Linked DNA regions of Mus musculus: region 1 is linked to region 2. Evidence: chromatin loops called from intact Hi-C (ENCODE). Cell type or tissue: left cerebral cortex. All regions are shown on one strand. Links, peaks and the distances in the headings refer to the core of each region. The heading gives the core; the rest is flanking DNA.

Region 1 (7,857 bases), core at 969-5,968, 100 kb before region 2:
AGAAGCCAGAAGAGAAAGCCTCTTACCTGGCGGTGGATTAGCCTGCTTAGAAGCTGGCAGAGAAGTCTCTTGAGCCCGGGGTGTGAAGAGGTAGGAGTTATTTGCTAGAGCTCCACACTTGAATCGTGCAGTGGTAGTAGCTAGAGATAGTCTAGGCAGAAGTTAAGAGCCATAGAAAAGGTTAGGGATTGGGGGTGGGGCACTGGCTCCCCCCGCCCTGCCCCTTTTCTGGAATATACAGACTTCAAGGCCTGTCTTCTGGAAGTGAGCCAATATTGATCATTAAGTCCCACCTTTGGCCTTTGGCCAACTCCCTAAGCTGGGTTAGTATCCCTGAAACCTGGTTCAGAGGGTGCCACAATGGCCTACTCAATGGCTCTGCCTCCTAGAGTGGACCAGACTCTAAAACTCTTGGGAGTTATAGATTCTATACCTGCTTTGGAGACCAGGCGTGGTTCCTTCTTCACTGCTGCTGCTGCTGCTACAGGCTTCATCTCCACTAGGGAGCCTGGCCTGGGGACAAGGTTGACCTGAACTCTCCCCAACCAGGCTTCCTGCTTGTGAGGTCTGAGAATTTAGCACAATAAATTTGTATTTTTTCCAGTTGCAGGCCTTGGGGTCTGGGCTGGCTGGACTTGGGGAACCTTGACTGCAGCTTCGAGACTCAGTAGGTGGGTCTGGGTGTCCTTCTGAGCGCCTGGGACTGCCTGGTGGAGCGACTGTTGGGGGTCTTGGGGGTTCTACCTCCACAGGTCGCAAGGAGATGCCTAGAGGTTCATAGCTAGAAAAAGTAGGATGATCATTAACACCGTCTCCTAGTCGTTGCCTTTGCCCTTATTCCCGGCACTAGTTCTGCTAGGGAGAATACAAATCCATGGTTCCTTTACCTGGCTTGGATGAAACGGTGACACGCCTGGACTACGTGTTCCATCTGCAAATAGGTGGCAGCTGCGAGGACAGCTGGGGCAGTGGCTGGAGAGAGGCGAAGCCTTGAAGTATACATGAAGTCCAGAAGAGGAGCAAAGCCTCTGGCTTCTGGCCCCCCCGGCAGAGAGAGTACATCCACCCCGAGTCCCGCTCGGCCCCGGAAAATTGAATAGAAGAAGCCACTGGAGAGAGGGCAGATGGGTTGGTCATGTTAGGAGCCGGGAGACCAAAGGAGAGTCTTGCCTCCCCACTAGCACTGCTGCCTCAATTTTTGGATGCTCTCCCAAGCTTCCCCCTCCCTTCTTCCTTCCTCCCCCCTTCTTACTCTCCAGTTCTGGGATTGCCGGTGTGGACCATTATTCCCAGCTTCCCTCATGCTTTGGATTACCTCTCAACAGCCATGTTACTCTGTTTTTTCCCCAGTTAGTCCCCAGGTGCCCTACCCCCTCGAACCTGCAAGCGATAAGAACTGCCTTGTGCGCTCTTAGGGGTTGCCCGCCAACCAGCAGCGTGACGTCAGTGAGGATCCCGCGCAGGCGCAGCTCATTCAGATTGCTAAGCACGTCGGAGGAGTGGCGGGTGAACTCTCGGACGTAGCCCAGAGCTCCCTCTGGGGCCGCTGTGGAACCCATAGCGACCTAAGCCTGCGACAGCCACCGAAAAAGTTAGAGGATCTAGGCATTACTAAAACAGATTCCTTTCTTCTCTGATGTTTTCTACCTGGGATACCCCTAGAGCCAACCAACGCCATCAGATAGCGGACTCAGCATCACCACTTAATTCCTCTCGTTCATTCTGCCCTAAACGGTTGCTTCCTTCCTTCCCTTTGCTGGATCGCGGAGATCTTGGAGCAAGTTAGAAACTCTCGTTCCACCGCTTGGAGGGCGAGCGTGAGGAATCCCGCACTCCCGCGCGCCGTGCGTTGGTTCGACTCTAGTTACCTCATCCACTACCTTCCTTTCCTCTGCTCCCCGGGCGCCTGGGTCACAGGTACCAGACTTTACCTGGGGGACCAAATATGATCTGCAGCCCACACCCATCTACGCGACTCCTATCGCTAGACCCAATACTTTCCATCTCTTCTTAGCACAGTTCCTGGGGTTCAGGTCTTATTACTATCAACTAACCCCAAGCCCTCTTTGGAGACTCAGAAATCTGATACCCTCAGGGTTTGGTTCTTACCCCTGTCCCGCAGGGGCTGCGGCTTCTCTTCTCGAGGGGGGCGGGGTCTCTCTCCTCTTTCGGTCTCTGCTCCTTTATTCAGCCGGGATGGCGGGGGCGGGGGTGGAGGTGGGGTGAACCCGTGAGTCTGTATCCTTCCTTCCTCTGAGGCTCTCCAGATGGTGAGCCCGGGGCGGGGTCTCCGTTTCAAACTGTATCTCAGAATCTCGGGGTGGTCGTATCGTGGATGGCTTTGGTTCATTAAATAAGCACCCGAGGATGAGGATATTAGAATTGGGGAGGTTAGTGGTGCGGAGGGTGGTAATATGGGAGGCTTATGTCGTCGAAGGAGCTGGGACAGCGAGTATTGGAGTGTTGGGTTTTGGAGGCGTGTGCCAACAGCCAGTTGAGGGAGAAAGGAAATATCCTAAAACTCCTCTTTCTAATGTATTGGACTCAGGAAGAAAATAGACAGTCCAAGTGGTATCGGGTTTGGGGAGGCATTAGTGGACTCCAGTGGATCTCAGATAGTGGGAGAAGGAGGAGTGATTGACAGGCAAGGTCCAGAAAAGGGGGAGGTGGAGCTCTGACCAGGCGGGGTAAGGAGAGGGCGGATATGATTTCTAGTTCGTTTCCTTCCATTGTCCTGAGACCGGACGGCTCCTGCAGCTGCTTCCCCTCGAGGAGGTGGGGAAAACCCCGGGTGGGGACCGAGAGACGCTCGGGAGACCTAGGCGTCCGGCCTCCTACTCTCGACTCTCTTCTCAACCCTTATAGGGATCCAGAGATACAGACTCCCGCCTAAAGCCCTGACGCTCTCCATCAGTCCTAGCTTACTAGGGCTTCGAGCACCCGCCCGTCGGCTGCGCTTAGAGTCTGGCGGGACGCCGGGGTCCAGCGCGGCAAGTAGGCAAAGCTCGGCAATGTCTGCATCCTTCCACGAGAGGGCGGTCGAGCACCAGCCTCGCTTCGCCCCTAGGTCTCCTGGCTGGTGATGTGCTCAGACCAGTGAGCTGGATGCATTCGGTCCAGGCTACAGGAAACTTTCAGCTGCCTTCTCTTTCTGATAGTTTCCTCTGCACCTCTGTCTCTTTGTGGGGCAGTAGATCGAAGACAGAAGAGTTAGGGTCTCCGCAGGAAATTCAGGCTAGAACTCTTATGGAAGGCTTTGGAATGAACATAGTGGTTAGGATGAGATGGGGTCTTGAGCCTGGGAACACAGTTGTTTTGTTTTCTAATTTGATAGACCCTTCTACCCAGATGTTTGTAGACAGGAATTTTCAATGAACATTAATATGAGCATTGGTCGGAGTAAACAGAGAGGACAGAGGAGAAAGGGCAGGAGGAACCTGGTAGCTAAGTACTTCATTCAGAAGCTAGGCAGGGACCACACCCTTAGATTTTGTTTGGGGAGCCTTGGGATAGAAGGACAAGTTTCCTTTGAAGAAGAGGGGCAGAGCTGAACCCAGGTACAAAGCAGGAGCTCTTTGAGTTTGGGGTTTGGAGCATAGCAGTTGTGCAAGAATGGACCAGCATATCTAGGCCTGAGGCCTCTCCCTTCTGTTCTTGGGGGTGGAGTACATTTTGTTTGTTTTATTGGTTTTGATTTTTTTTTTTTTTAAGCAAACGTAGCAAACAAAACTGCAAACCAACTGGGGGTTGGGGATAGCTAGGGACCCTGGATGACGATGTGGCTTTACTTTGTGAAGATTATTTGGTCTCTATCCAATTTTCATCTCCAAATTTGAGGTGAAAACATTAAGGGCTTTGATGTCAGGACAGAGTTAGCTATTCTGAGTTTTGGGGTGTCACTTGCCATAGAAGTTATTGTAGTCAATAAGGCCTGTTTTTAGTCTCGACAGCTGATAGCAAATTGGAGGTGCGGGGCTGGTTTTAAAGATGTCTTAGTTCGGGGGTTTGGAGGGATTTGATGCTCCCATGTGAGACTGTCCATCTCTAATTTCTGGTCTACTGGGGGAGCATGAGTACGCAACTAATTTGGGGGACATAGTCTCTTTCCAAGTGCTGTTTCAAGGTTTGGATGAGATTGTTTGGGGACATAAAGGTCAACTTGGGGCTTTTTAGAGAGCCCAGTTACATTGAGTTGGTGGCAGAGCCAGAAGCTAGGAGAGGATCTGAAGGCTTTCTGTAGCTGAGAGCTTGATTGATGGGGGGGCAAAGTTTTGTATTTGAATCTTGTGGAAACTCATTTTGAGGGTTGGATATTCCTGTGAACATGTTTATGTGTGAAACTCCTCCACAGGAGAGAATTGAGAAGCCCCCCCAGGGTAGAAGGATAGTTTGGGGGGTATCCAGTTTCTGGGTGTTTTGCCACTGGCCACATTTGGTGAAGCTGAGAGGTGGGTCATAAATTGAAATTGATTTGGAGGTTCACCTATTCTAAAGCACACTTCTGACTTAGGTTATCTTTTGCTGATAGTCCCCTGGCACCCCAGATTGTAAAAAAAATTAGTGAACCCCCAAATAAGGCCAGAATTTGAAGGGTGAAGCCTGGAAAAAGCAGTGTGGTCCATCATAGACTCACTGGAATATGACCTGTTGTGCTAAGGGGGGAAAGGTGGCTTCATACTCTGAACCCCGATTTCTTATGGAAGAAAAAATCCGTTTGGAGGAGATGGGGTGTCTCTTGTTAAAGTGGGTACTTTCTGACTAACAGTGCTGCTGAAACTGGCAAGGAAAGGCTGTGATGGTCTACAAGGGGGGGGTGAATCTTGCACCCTGATATTTTAAGATAAGAGCCCCAAAGAGAAAGCAGACAGAGGATTGGGAATGAGGGTGAACTGAGAGGCGGGGGAGGGGTTTCCAACGGCAGCAGGGGCTAGAGGGTAAGCCAGGCCAGATATTCCCGCCTAGGTCCCTGCTCTCTTCGGCTCTCCTCCCCTCTCTCCCTCCCACCGCCCACCCCCCCAACTCAAGGAAAAAAAAACTGCCTGTGCAATAGCAATGGCAGATTCCAGTCCTCCAGGCTTTCCTAAACCACCACCGAGACCAGCCAGGGGGGAGGGGAGGGGAGGGGAGGATCGGGCTTTCCTGCTTCCTTGAGACAGGGGCAATGAGCTTGACCTCTTGGCCCCTAGCCTTCTAAAGAGTGTCCCCCGGTCTGGAAACCAGGTGTCCTGGACCCTAGCCCCCAAGCGGGGGGGCCTGGAGAAACGGGGAGGAGGAAGGAGGGAGTGACTTCCAAAATTGGCATCGGGACAGAGCAGGGCTGGCGGGAGGCAGGAGAAAGACAGAATTTTCCTGAAAAAACGGGGGTATCTAAGGACCCCAAATTTGGGTAGCTAGTTCAGGACCATCTTCCCAACATCCTAGATTTTTTTGGGATTTTTTGGGGGCCCCGGGATCCCTCTAGATGGGGTGAGGAATGTAGTGTTGGGGGAATCTGACTGGGGCAATGCAGCTGCCTCTCCCGCCGAGTTGGAGACGGATGGGCTGGGACGGGTTTTGGGGGGGTGTCCCCAGTTCTGACTGGGAGTGGAGGAACCCCTCCAGAGCTCTCTTGTGGGGGTCCCCCACCCCAGGGCACTCCCCAGTCCTTGAGCCAGCTGAGAGGAAGGAGGCCAGCGATGCGACTGGGGCGTCTCTTTTCTCCTGCACCCCAAATGTGAGGGATGCACCCCAAAATTTGCTCCTTTCAAAATAGGGGACCAGGATCTCAGGGGAGAGTAGCTGAGGTAAGTGGGGAGGAAAGTGTCCCCTGTTTTCAGGAGAGACGTGGCGGTTGGGGGGGAGGTTTGGAGGTGCGTGCTGGGGTGGGGTTGCGCCTTGTAACTCTTGAAATTGGGGGGATGACCAGAGAAGCTTTCTCTTGTACCCCTAAGACGTAGCACCTCATACTGAAACCAAAGCTTGAGACTTGAGAGCCCCCAATATTCCTACAGACATTAGGACAGTGTTTGCTTTTTTTTTTTTTTAGCCCCACAAAAGCTTTGCTGGGATGGGAGCTGGGGGACAGCAGTTGTTTCTGGGGGTCCAGGAGGGTGCAAGGAGCAGGAGGCGTTGGCAGGGCTTGATATAGGTGATCTGGTAGTCTTGGAGAGGGTCTGGCATACTAGGGGGGCCTAAAAAGATTGCTTCACACACCATCTTAAATCTTTTGATTGCTAAGAGTTTTGGGGGGGTGTGTCGGAAGCCTGGTGGTGCTAAAAGGTGGGATGAGATATGGGAGGTTAATATCTAGGGTTTACAGAGTTTTGTTTTGTTTTGAAATTTCCAGAAGAAACTTTTGCCTTCTGGGAGGTTCTTTTTAAAATCAAGTCTTGGACAGGAGGAAAGGGCTATGGGAAGGCCTAGGGTTGGGGGTGGGGAAAAGGCATGTTTGTCTTTGCTTAAACGTGGCTCTCAGGGGTGGGCCTGCTTGCCTGGGCCTGGTGAATGGGCTAATGAGTGTTGCTGTGTGGGTGGGGCGTGGGTCTTGGGGGACCATGGGGAATGGAAGCAGCACTTGGGGTTGAATACTTTGCCCTCTGGTCCAGATGAGCCTCTTCCTGGGCTCTGCTGCATCCCTTTCTCCCTGGCCTCCATTTCCTGCCTTTGGCCTCCATCTTGTGGCAGGCCCAGGGCCCAGGGCGACTTCCGGCCCCCCTCTCTCAACCGTGTTCCAGCCCCACCACCTCTGGACTGCCAACTCCCAACCCTGCTGTCCTTGGCCCTGTGTCTTCCAGCATTTCTCTTGGGTTCTGACCTAGGGAGGGAGGAATGGACACAGGAAACCTTAGGTCCCTGCCTTTGTGGGAGGCAGTTTGTTGGTCTTCCCCAGTCATCCCGTTTCCTAAGGATCCCCAGAGCTGAATTCCTACAGAGGTGAAGAATGCTCCAAGCTTATCACATTGGACTCATCTGCCAGGGCCCTATCCTTTGCCTGCTAAACTACTTTTGCTGGTTCCTGATTGTTCCCCCCCCCCAGCTTTTTTGGGGGGCCATGTTTGCCATTCACACCTCTGTCTCACTCTAGGTGGGGGTCTTCACGGCACTGCCTGTGCTGTCTTCCTCTCGACCCACCCCAGTCCTGCCCCCGCCCCAGCAGCACACTGTGGTTTGTACGGCACTGTGGCCACGTCCAAACCACACTGTGGTGTTAGAGCGAGGGTATGGGAGGCACCGATGAGCCTGGCCCTGGGAGGCCACCCTGGAGAAGCAACACACACACACACACACACACACACACACACACACACACACCGTCTAGGGTATTGTGATGAAGTTCTTGCAAGGTGGGACAGGAGACACTGGAAAGAGCCCCTCTGCAACCCCCAGGTTGTCTGATACCAGTTATCAGGAACCCTGGTAATGAGTTCTGGCCCCACAGAGCAAAGTAGAGTCTTTGTTGCCCACACCCAACTCTCCTGGCTCTAGCAGCACAGAAATATTGGCATGGGGAAGTGAGTCTGCCAATATTGGCTGTGCTGCTCCAGGCAGGGTGGTGAGAGCTACTGAGAAGGGGCCAAGCCCCGAGGGCGAAGCAGAGGAGAGGGAACGGCAGCTGGCAGCACCATGTTGAGAGAATCTTTTTTAATTATAATTTTCTGTATAAAAATGTCCATCACACAGAAGTCAAAGGGCGAGGGCACATGGTTATCAGGAACGAGGTGGATGGCTCCAGCAGCCCTCTGACCCTCTCTCAGGCAGTCCTTGCTTAGAGTCCCAGGTGATCCACAGGTCCAGGGTGAACAATGAGGGTCAGAGGTGGAAGGCTCAGCAGGAGAGGAGAGGAGCATCAGCGGAGGTGGTGAGGAGGCCAGAGTCCAG
Region 2 (7,857 bases), core at 1,529-6,528:
AGATAGCAGACATATTTTCTGAGTATTCTGTGACTTTAGTGACTTACATACGCTCTTTGATTTGTGATTCATCCTGGGACACTAGTTCAAACGAGAAATAGGTGGCTGTCTTGAGACCTAGCTTTTAAAAGTATGTGTGAGTGTGTGTGTGTGTGTTTCTGTGTTTGTATGTGTTTGTGTCTGTGTATTTGTATGTATGTCTCTGTATGAGTGTGTGTTTATGTCTCTCTGTGTGTGTGTATGTTTGTATCTCTGTGTGTGCATAAATGTGTATGTCTGTGTGTGCGTGCTTATGTCTATATGTGTGTTTGTGTATATCTCTGTGTGTTTCTGTGTCTGTGTGTTTGTGTGTGTGTGTGTATGTGTTTATTGTGTCAGTGTGTGTGTGTATGTGTGTGTAGTGTCCGCTGTGAGCTCTCAGAGCCCAGAGGAGGCTCTGGGTCCTTCGGAATGGAGTTGCAGGTGTTTGCTGGCCAAGCCACAGTGAATTCGAAGTAAGTGGTCTTAAATTCTGAACTATCTCTCCAGTCCCTCAACACCTGATTCCTTAAACAAGCTCTGGCTACTAGAAATAAAGGCCAATAAGTAAGATCCCAGGCTAGAAGAAAGTCATTAGTTAACATATGACCTCAGCAATTATCTGTTCTAATCCCAGGGCAATGGACTAGAAATTAAGTGTACTCACCTTACCAGCTGATGCCCTCACTGAGGAAATGTAAAGATCTCAAAGCCCTTGAAGACGCAAAGGCCAGACGGAAATGATACAACTGCTTCATCCACTCAAAGTTCCCAAACCACTGAGACACTGCGAGGGCCACTTGGCCGTTTTAGTTCCTTTGCCAAATTCAGTCTTCACAAAACCATTTCTATCCGGAAGGAAAGCTGAGTCTGTCCTTCAGCCATCACTGACCGAAACCTCAGCCCTTACATCATCCTTCACCTCTTCTTTCGGAACTCCCACCCTGGGCGACGAGAGGCGGCAGCACCTCTGGCAGAGCAAGCCAATAAACAAAACTAAAATCTGGAGGGCACCTAGCTCAGACCTACACAGGGCATGAGGGTTCATGCCTAGTCCTCTTGTAACTTGTTATACCATGGTTAATTTCTATCCCTGGGAGGCCTGCTTGAGGTTTTTTGTTTTGTTTTGGTTTTGGTTTTTTGTTTGCTTTTGCTTTTGTTTTTTGAAGAGAATCAGAGGAGTGGTTCTAGAAAAGAATGGAGGGCAGGGGACTGGGAGGAGTGGACAGAGGGGAAACTGCAGTCAGGATGTAATATATGAGAGAAGAATTTTTAAAAATAATAAAAATAATTTATTTTAAAAAACTAAAATTTGAAGAAGAAAAAAAAAGGAAAAATTATTAGGGATCCCAATCCTCCATGGTCTATTGGAGCTTTTGTCCCAGCCCTGATGAGCCTGCAGACTGCCCCACCCCACCCCCGACTCCCATGTTAGACCACGGTATCCCTATAAGGGATATCAACAGAAGGTGTGAAGTCCATGTATAACATAAGTAGAAACCTCAATTAAGTTCGTTCACACTCCTTACTATGCCCTAACCCCCCCGCCAGAGCATTTCCTCATCTGTTTTTCACCCTCCCCCCAGCTCTTTTCTACACTGTCCCTTTCTATACCCTCCAACAGTTCCCCCTCTCTTACTCTCTCTCTATATATAAAGACACACACACACATACATACATATGTGTAGATATAGATGACTTAGATAGTTTAGATAGTATAGTAATAGATGATATAAATGTAGATGATATAGCTGTAGCCCCACGTAGCAGTGCTGGTGTTAGGACCGAGGCTCTGGAGCACACCAGGCAGCACACACTCTGCCACGGATTCGTCCTCCCAGCCCACAACACGTTTGTGTCAATTTCACTCTCCCCATTGCAGCAGCCTCCCATGACTCTCTGCGTGTGCTATCTCTTCATCCTTCTCTGGTCAAGCTACCCCTATGGTAACTCCTCCATCTATCTATTCCCAACCCCAAAAGGTATCGAATTCTTTTGCATAGTTTATCCCTAACCTTACCTCCTATGAGAACTAACTTACTAGGTAAAGGGAGCCTCCGTTGAGACTTGCTTCCATCCGATTGGCTTTGGACATGGTTTTTAATTGATAATTGATGCAGGAGGGCCCAGTCCACTGTGAGTGAGCGGTGACAAACAGGCAGGTGGGTCAGGGCTGATGAGAAAGGTAGTCGAGTGTTAGTCCCAGAGCAAAACAATAAAGCCGCATTCTTCCTTGAGCTCCGCTTCAGTTCCTGGTAACCGAAGGGACTGTAAACAACAATCTAAAACAAACTTTCCTCCCCAAGTTGGTTTCGGTCCGAGTTTTATCACAGCAACAGAAAGTGAAAGATCCTGAGAAAATATGAAAGGTCACAGAAGCCCTGAAATTGGCAAAATAGATTTCATTGTTAGTAGAAGTAGCTTCACTGATTTAGAAAAATAGAGGTGCACAATGCTCTGGCCGCTCATTGAACCCATGTGTCTGCCAATGTTCTGACTGTTCCTTGAACCCAGGTATGTGCCCACTGCTGCACCTCACTGCCAGGTGTTTGTGATATTGGTTGCTAAGATAGAGTCAGAAAATCTCCCCAGCAACCACAGCTGGGGCCAATCCAGAGTTACTGCACCTGCATTAGACTCTTTCCTTGTTTCCCTCCCATACCCATTTCCTGAGAAATCAATCATTTTACATTGTTTAGATCTGAAAATCCCCTACTACCCCCCTTCTCCTTTCCCCACTGAGGGCCTATTAAAAAATGTGACTCCTCTACCCCTGCGTGGGATATGAGTTGTCCCCAGAGCTCTGGCTTTCCCCGAATAAAGCCTCATGTGGTTTGCATCAAGCTTGGTCTCTTGTGAGTTCTTGGGGGTCATCTATTATCCCGAGGCCTGAGTGAGGGGCTCTTTTAAGGGTCTTTCAGAAGCAATCTATTTGGAGGATGTGTACTCCACGCAGGGTTCTGAAGTGTCCATTCACTCGCCTATATAAGCAAGCACCTGACACTGGAGACAGGCACTTCCACCCTCGCATTCTTTTTTTTCTTTTTTTTCTTTTTTTTTTTTTTTTTTTTTTTTTTTCAGGATAAGGTTTCTCTGTATAGCCCGGGCTGTCCTGGAACTCACTCTGTAGACCAGGCTGGCCTCAGACTACAGAAATCCGCCTGCCTCTGCCTCACAAGTGCTGGTATTAAAGGCGTGAGCCACCACTGCCCCGCTCTACCCTCGAATTCTTGAAATACTCATGTCCAAGAATGCAATTTTAAACGTGCCTGTTTCTTTGATTTACATAACACTGTGTCTCTCTGATAGTCTTACTAATAATCTTTTTATAGGATAGAACAAAATAAAGCCCAGATAACTAAGACTAAATTTAAGGGCTTAAACACAGCTATGGACTGTTCGCTTTCCAGCTCAATGCTGCCCCCATGTGGGATACTCAGGAACCTCACAGGCTCGTCCATACTTTGTATATCCTACCAAGACTCCTGCAACAGGGGCTAAGAGCACTGGCTGCTCTTCCAGAGGAACCAAGTTTCGTTTCCAGCACCCACATGGCCACCTACAATTGTTTGTAATTCCAGTTCTAGGCTGTCTGACAGGTCTCTCTGGCCTCTACAGGCACCAGACACTCATATGGTTTGGAGACATACACACGGGCAAAACCTCCATACACATAATAAAATAATAAATAAAATAACTCCAACAACATAGCCTTCCCCAGCCATCTGCATCAATTACGATTCTTGCTTCTCTCGGGGGCACTCACAGTCATAAAAGAAAGCTTCTTTTGAGCCGTCTGCTAATGTCTGTGCCGTTATAATAAAATTCAGGAGGCTGGAGAGATGGCTCAGAGGTTAAGAGGACTTGTTGCTTTTGAGAGGCTCTAAGTCCAGTTTCCAGGACCCACATGGCAGCTCACAGCCATCTATAACTCCAGTTCCAGGGAATACAACTCTCTCTCCTAACCCTCCTAGGCACCAGGCATGTATGTGGTGCACATACAGAGAAGCAAGTAAAACACTCATGCATAAAATTTTAAAATGTATTTTAAAATGTTTAGGTCATAAAATTAAGATCCCAAATTGAGAAATCTGTCAGATTGCCATTGCTATTCACCACCATGGGATGGTATGAATGCCCCACACCCCCAGTCCTCTGTTCTGGGGGTGCTCCAGTCCCCATTTCCTGAGATCCACTAATTTGTCTCCAGCCTCTATTCATTATTCTTTGTTTTTCCAGGCAACCCTCTTAATAAGTTCTTTTCCAGTATCTTCCTACAGGTATCAATCTGACAGCAAGCTTAACAGGACGGGCAATTAGTTCTCCAGGAATGTCAACCCGACGAGACAATTTCTCAGGCCCCTCCTCTCCCCTTCAAGAGGTTCACAGTTGCCTCTGCATTATCTGATGACAAACAGTATTCGTTCATCTTAAAATGGGGGCAGTATGACCACGTTGAACTTTCCTCTACCCCTGTGATCCGGGAGAACATGCTAGTTAAAGAACTGTCTCCCATCCATTCTGTATTCAGGAACGGGCTGGCTGCAAAGGACCACTCCTCCCTATGACTTAGATAAAACTTGTTCAGTGAGACAAAGCCCGACACAGACCCTCCACACTCCTATTCTTTGTCTTGTAAATCTTAAACCATGAGCTGTTTGTGTTCACCCAGCAATCGGAGCTAAACATTTTATGCTTAACTACTTACTTCTTTGGTCACATATGCTAAAGTGGTTTACTCCAATAATATGATATATGTATGAAATGTGTAATGATCAAATCAAGGTAGTTAGCATTCACATCTCCTTAAGCTCATTGTTACCTTCTGTTCACACCCCCAAGTGCTTCTCTTCTAATTATTTATAAAATGTATAATAAGCCACTGTGGGTTAGTCCTCCCATGGTGTTGGGGAGGACTAGCATTTATTCTTGCTATGATCCTTCTGTTTCAGCACTCGCTATTCAACCTCTGCTTAGTCCTCCACCCATCGCCCTCCCTAGGTCAATGCTTAGCACCCAATGTGAGAGGGAATGTGTGGTGTCTTAGGGAGCCAATGCGATGTCCCCAGTGCCATCCACTTTCCTCAGTGGAAAGATACTGCTCTTCTTAAGCCTGGTACGGTGACTCCATCTCTTAGCTGTTGTGAATCATTATTGGCTCGGCCAAACTGCAGTCAAATCTCCCTGCTCCTCACAGGATGCCGGAAACTTGTCCCATACTTTAGACGAAAGCCAGCATCGGAATGTAGAACAGCTCTTCTCAGATAACTTCAAGGAAAGTTACTTTCTGCTCAAAGGCTGATTCTTTGTAGCTGTTTACTGTTCCCTATTAGGGAAAAGGTTGAGAAGCCTGACTGTGAGGGTTAATTTCAGTAGCCAACTTGATGAGATCTAGTATTACCCAGGAGAGGCTTTCTGTGTATGAAACCCTGCGATTGGCTGAGATGAGGTGGAAAGATCCGCCCACTGTGGGGGCACCATTCCCTGGGCTGGGACTCTGCACTGTATAAATGGAGAGAGTGCACAGAGCACATTTACTCATGGCTGTCTTCTTCCTAACTGCAGACATAATGTGACCAACTGCTCCAAGCTTCTGCTGTCTTTCCTCCCTAACCATGAACTGGACCTTAAACTGTGAGCTAAACCCTTCCTTCCTTAAGTTGCTTTTATCAGAGCATTTAACACAGCAACAAGAAAAGAAACTAAGACCCTGGCCTATGAGATATATGTTCCCCCAAGGCCAGCATGGCACACACATGTATAATTCCAGCATTCAGGAGGTGAGAAGAGTTCAGAGTCATCTTCAATTGCATCATGAGTTGAGACTAGCCTGGGATACACAAGATCTTATCTCGAAAAATGTTCTCATGTTGAGACACAATCTTTTTAGGGCACAGCAGATAAGGCCATGAGTGCTCTCAGACCAGAGTTCAGATCCCCAGAACCCACATAAAAGCTGGATGTGTGTGGCTGCCCACCTGTAATTCTAGCGCTCAAAAGGCAGATGGGGGGGGGAGATGATGGGGGTCCCTTAAGCAAACTAGTTGGTCAGACGAGGTGAATCAGCAAGCTCTGGGTTCCATGGATAAGATGGAAAACAATAGAGAAAAACTCCCAACATCAGCCTCTGCCTTCACAGGCATGTGTGCGCACACGCACGCGCGCGCGCACACACACACACACACACACACACACACACACACACACACACACATGCAAGCATACACATTCCACACACAAACACAGACAAAAAGGTAATTTTAAACTCTGTGTGTGTGTGTGTGTGTGTGTGTGTGTGTGTGTGTGTGTTTGTGAGGGGGGGAGGGAGTGAAGGGTGAAGAGGAGTGGGGAGGGGAGGGAGAACACATGTGCAGGTACCAGCGAGTCTGTGTGGAGATAAGACACCGTGTGTGAGCCAGTTCTCACCTTCCACCATGTGGGCTCCACTCAGGCTTGGCAGGGCTGCCCTGCTGAACCATCTCACTGCCCCCAAAACAAATTATTTTTAGTGAAAGTTTTAAAATAGCATCGCCTGGGCAGGGCAGATGGCTCAGTGATGGAGAGTACTCGCTACCCTTCCAGAGGACCTGAGTTCATATTCCAGCACCCACAGCAGGTAGCTGACACCACCTGCAACTCCAGCTCTAGGGGACCCACGGCTTCTGCAAACATTAGCGTACATGAGGGTCTCTCTCTCTCTCTCTCTCTCTCTCTCTCTCTCTCTCTCTCTCTCTCTTACACACACACACACACACACACACACACACATACATAACAACAACAACAACAACAAAAATAGAATCTCCTCTTAAGTATAAATTGATTTTTTTTTCTTGATGATGATTTTACAAATGGGTCTTTTCCTTAATTTCATCGTTATGGCTTGGATATGGTCTGTGCTCCCAGGAGGTCATGGGTAGAAGGTTTGGTCCTCAAGGTGGCAATGTTAGGAGATGCTGGGTTGGTAAAGTATCATACCTGGTCTTCTTTCTGGCCCCTTCCCACGCTCTGGTTCCTGCCCCACCATGTGACCTCCCCCACTTCCCCAATTCTTATGACTTACCATGAGGCCCTCACCAAAGCAATGACCTTCACAAACCTCCTTACATATAAAGTATTCAGCCTCGTGTATTCCACCACAGCCACAGAAAACAGATGAATACAGACATTAATACAACCCTTTTACTCCCAAAATGAAATTACTAATGAAAATGAAAATTAGTTTTTGTTTCTTTTTTTTAAGAAGATCTTTTTGTCAACCATTCTTTTAAGATTTATTTACTGATTTTTTTTTTATGTATATGAGAATACTATAGCTGTCTTCAGACACACTAGAAGAGGGCATCAGATCTCATTATGGGTGGTTGTGAGCCACCGTGTGGTTGCTGGGATTTGAACTCAGGACCTCTGGAAGAGCAGTCAGTGCTCTTAACCACTGAGCCATCTCTCCAGCCCTAGTTTTTGTTTCTTGAAGTATAAGTTAGATACATAGTACTCGTTCAATACTGTACAACTTAATGGCTTTCCCGAACTGAACGCACCCATTCAGTCTGCACCTAGACTTTAAAAAGCAAAGTAGCCAGTGTCCCAAGAGGCCTTGCTTGTGACAGTGTCCCGTCACACCGAGACATGATCTGTTTTGACTATCGACATCACGCATTCTCCGTGCCCTGTTTGCACCATTCATAAGTAGAATCACAGCACGGCGTGCTTCTGCACCTGGTCTCTTTCACGGAACACGACTATGTAGAGCTGATTTGCGCTGTTACCTGTAATTGCCCTCCCGCCCTCATGACTGCAGAGTATTCTCTTCATCAAGCACACCACGGACTGATGCTA

The links. A loop is a pair of places that touch in the nucleus more often than their neighbours do. Peaks named below come from ENCODE experiments on the same cell type or tissue, not always from the same donor. Only the 100,000 strongest peaks of a DNase experiment are listed, where the experiment ranks them.
Region 1: it touches region 2 in a loop (10-fold over the local background); 3 of 42 quality-filtered maps call a loop at or near these places.

What each region holds. Positions count from the first base shown.
Region 1 is chr11:70,227,601-70,235,457 of GRCm38, forward strand. Bcl6b (B cell CLL/lymphoma 6, member B) reads right to left here and starts at 2,198. Exons shown (of 9, transcript NM_007528.3): 1 at 2,110-2,198; 2 at 1,381-1,571; 3 at 888-1,109; 4 at 434-781; 5 at 27-151. The coding sequence starts at 1,559. It overlaps 0610010K14Rik (RIKEN cDNA 0610010K14 gene), which reads right to left. Exons shown (of 6, transcript NM_145758.1): 6 at 7,604-7,857. Mir497b (microRNA 497b) reads right to left here and starts at 7,216; the gene lies at 7,092-7,216. Mir497 (microRNA 497) reads left to right here and starts at 7,117; the gene lies at 7,117-7,200. It also overlaps Mir195a. In left cerebral cortex, for the core only: a CTCF peak has its summit at 3,018 (motif pointing right); DNase peaks (open chromatin) are centred at 1,453, 3,030, 5,191 and 5,543; H3K4me3 peaks cover 2,711 bases; H3K27ac peaks cover 3,085 bases.
Region 2 is chr11:70,331,228-70,339,084 of GRCm38, forward strand. No RefSeq gene overlaps it. Among named protein-coding and RNA genes, the nearest start is that of Alox12e, 13 kb to the left of the region's middle. In left cerebral cortex, for the core only: a CTCF peak has its summit at 3,458 (motif pointing left); a DNase peak (open chromatin) is centred at 3,452.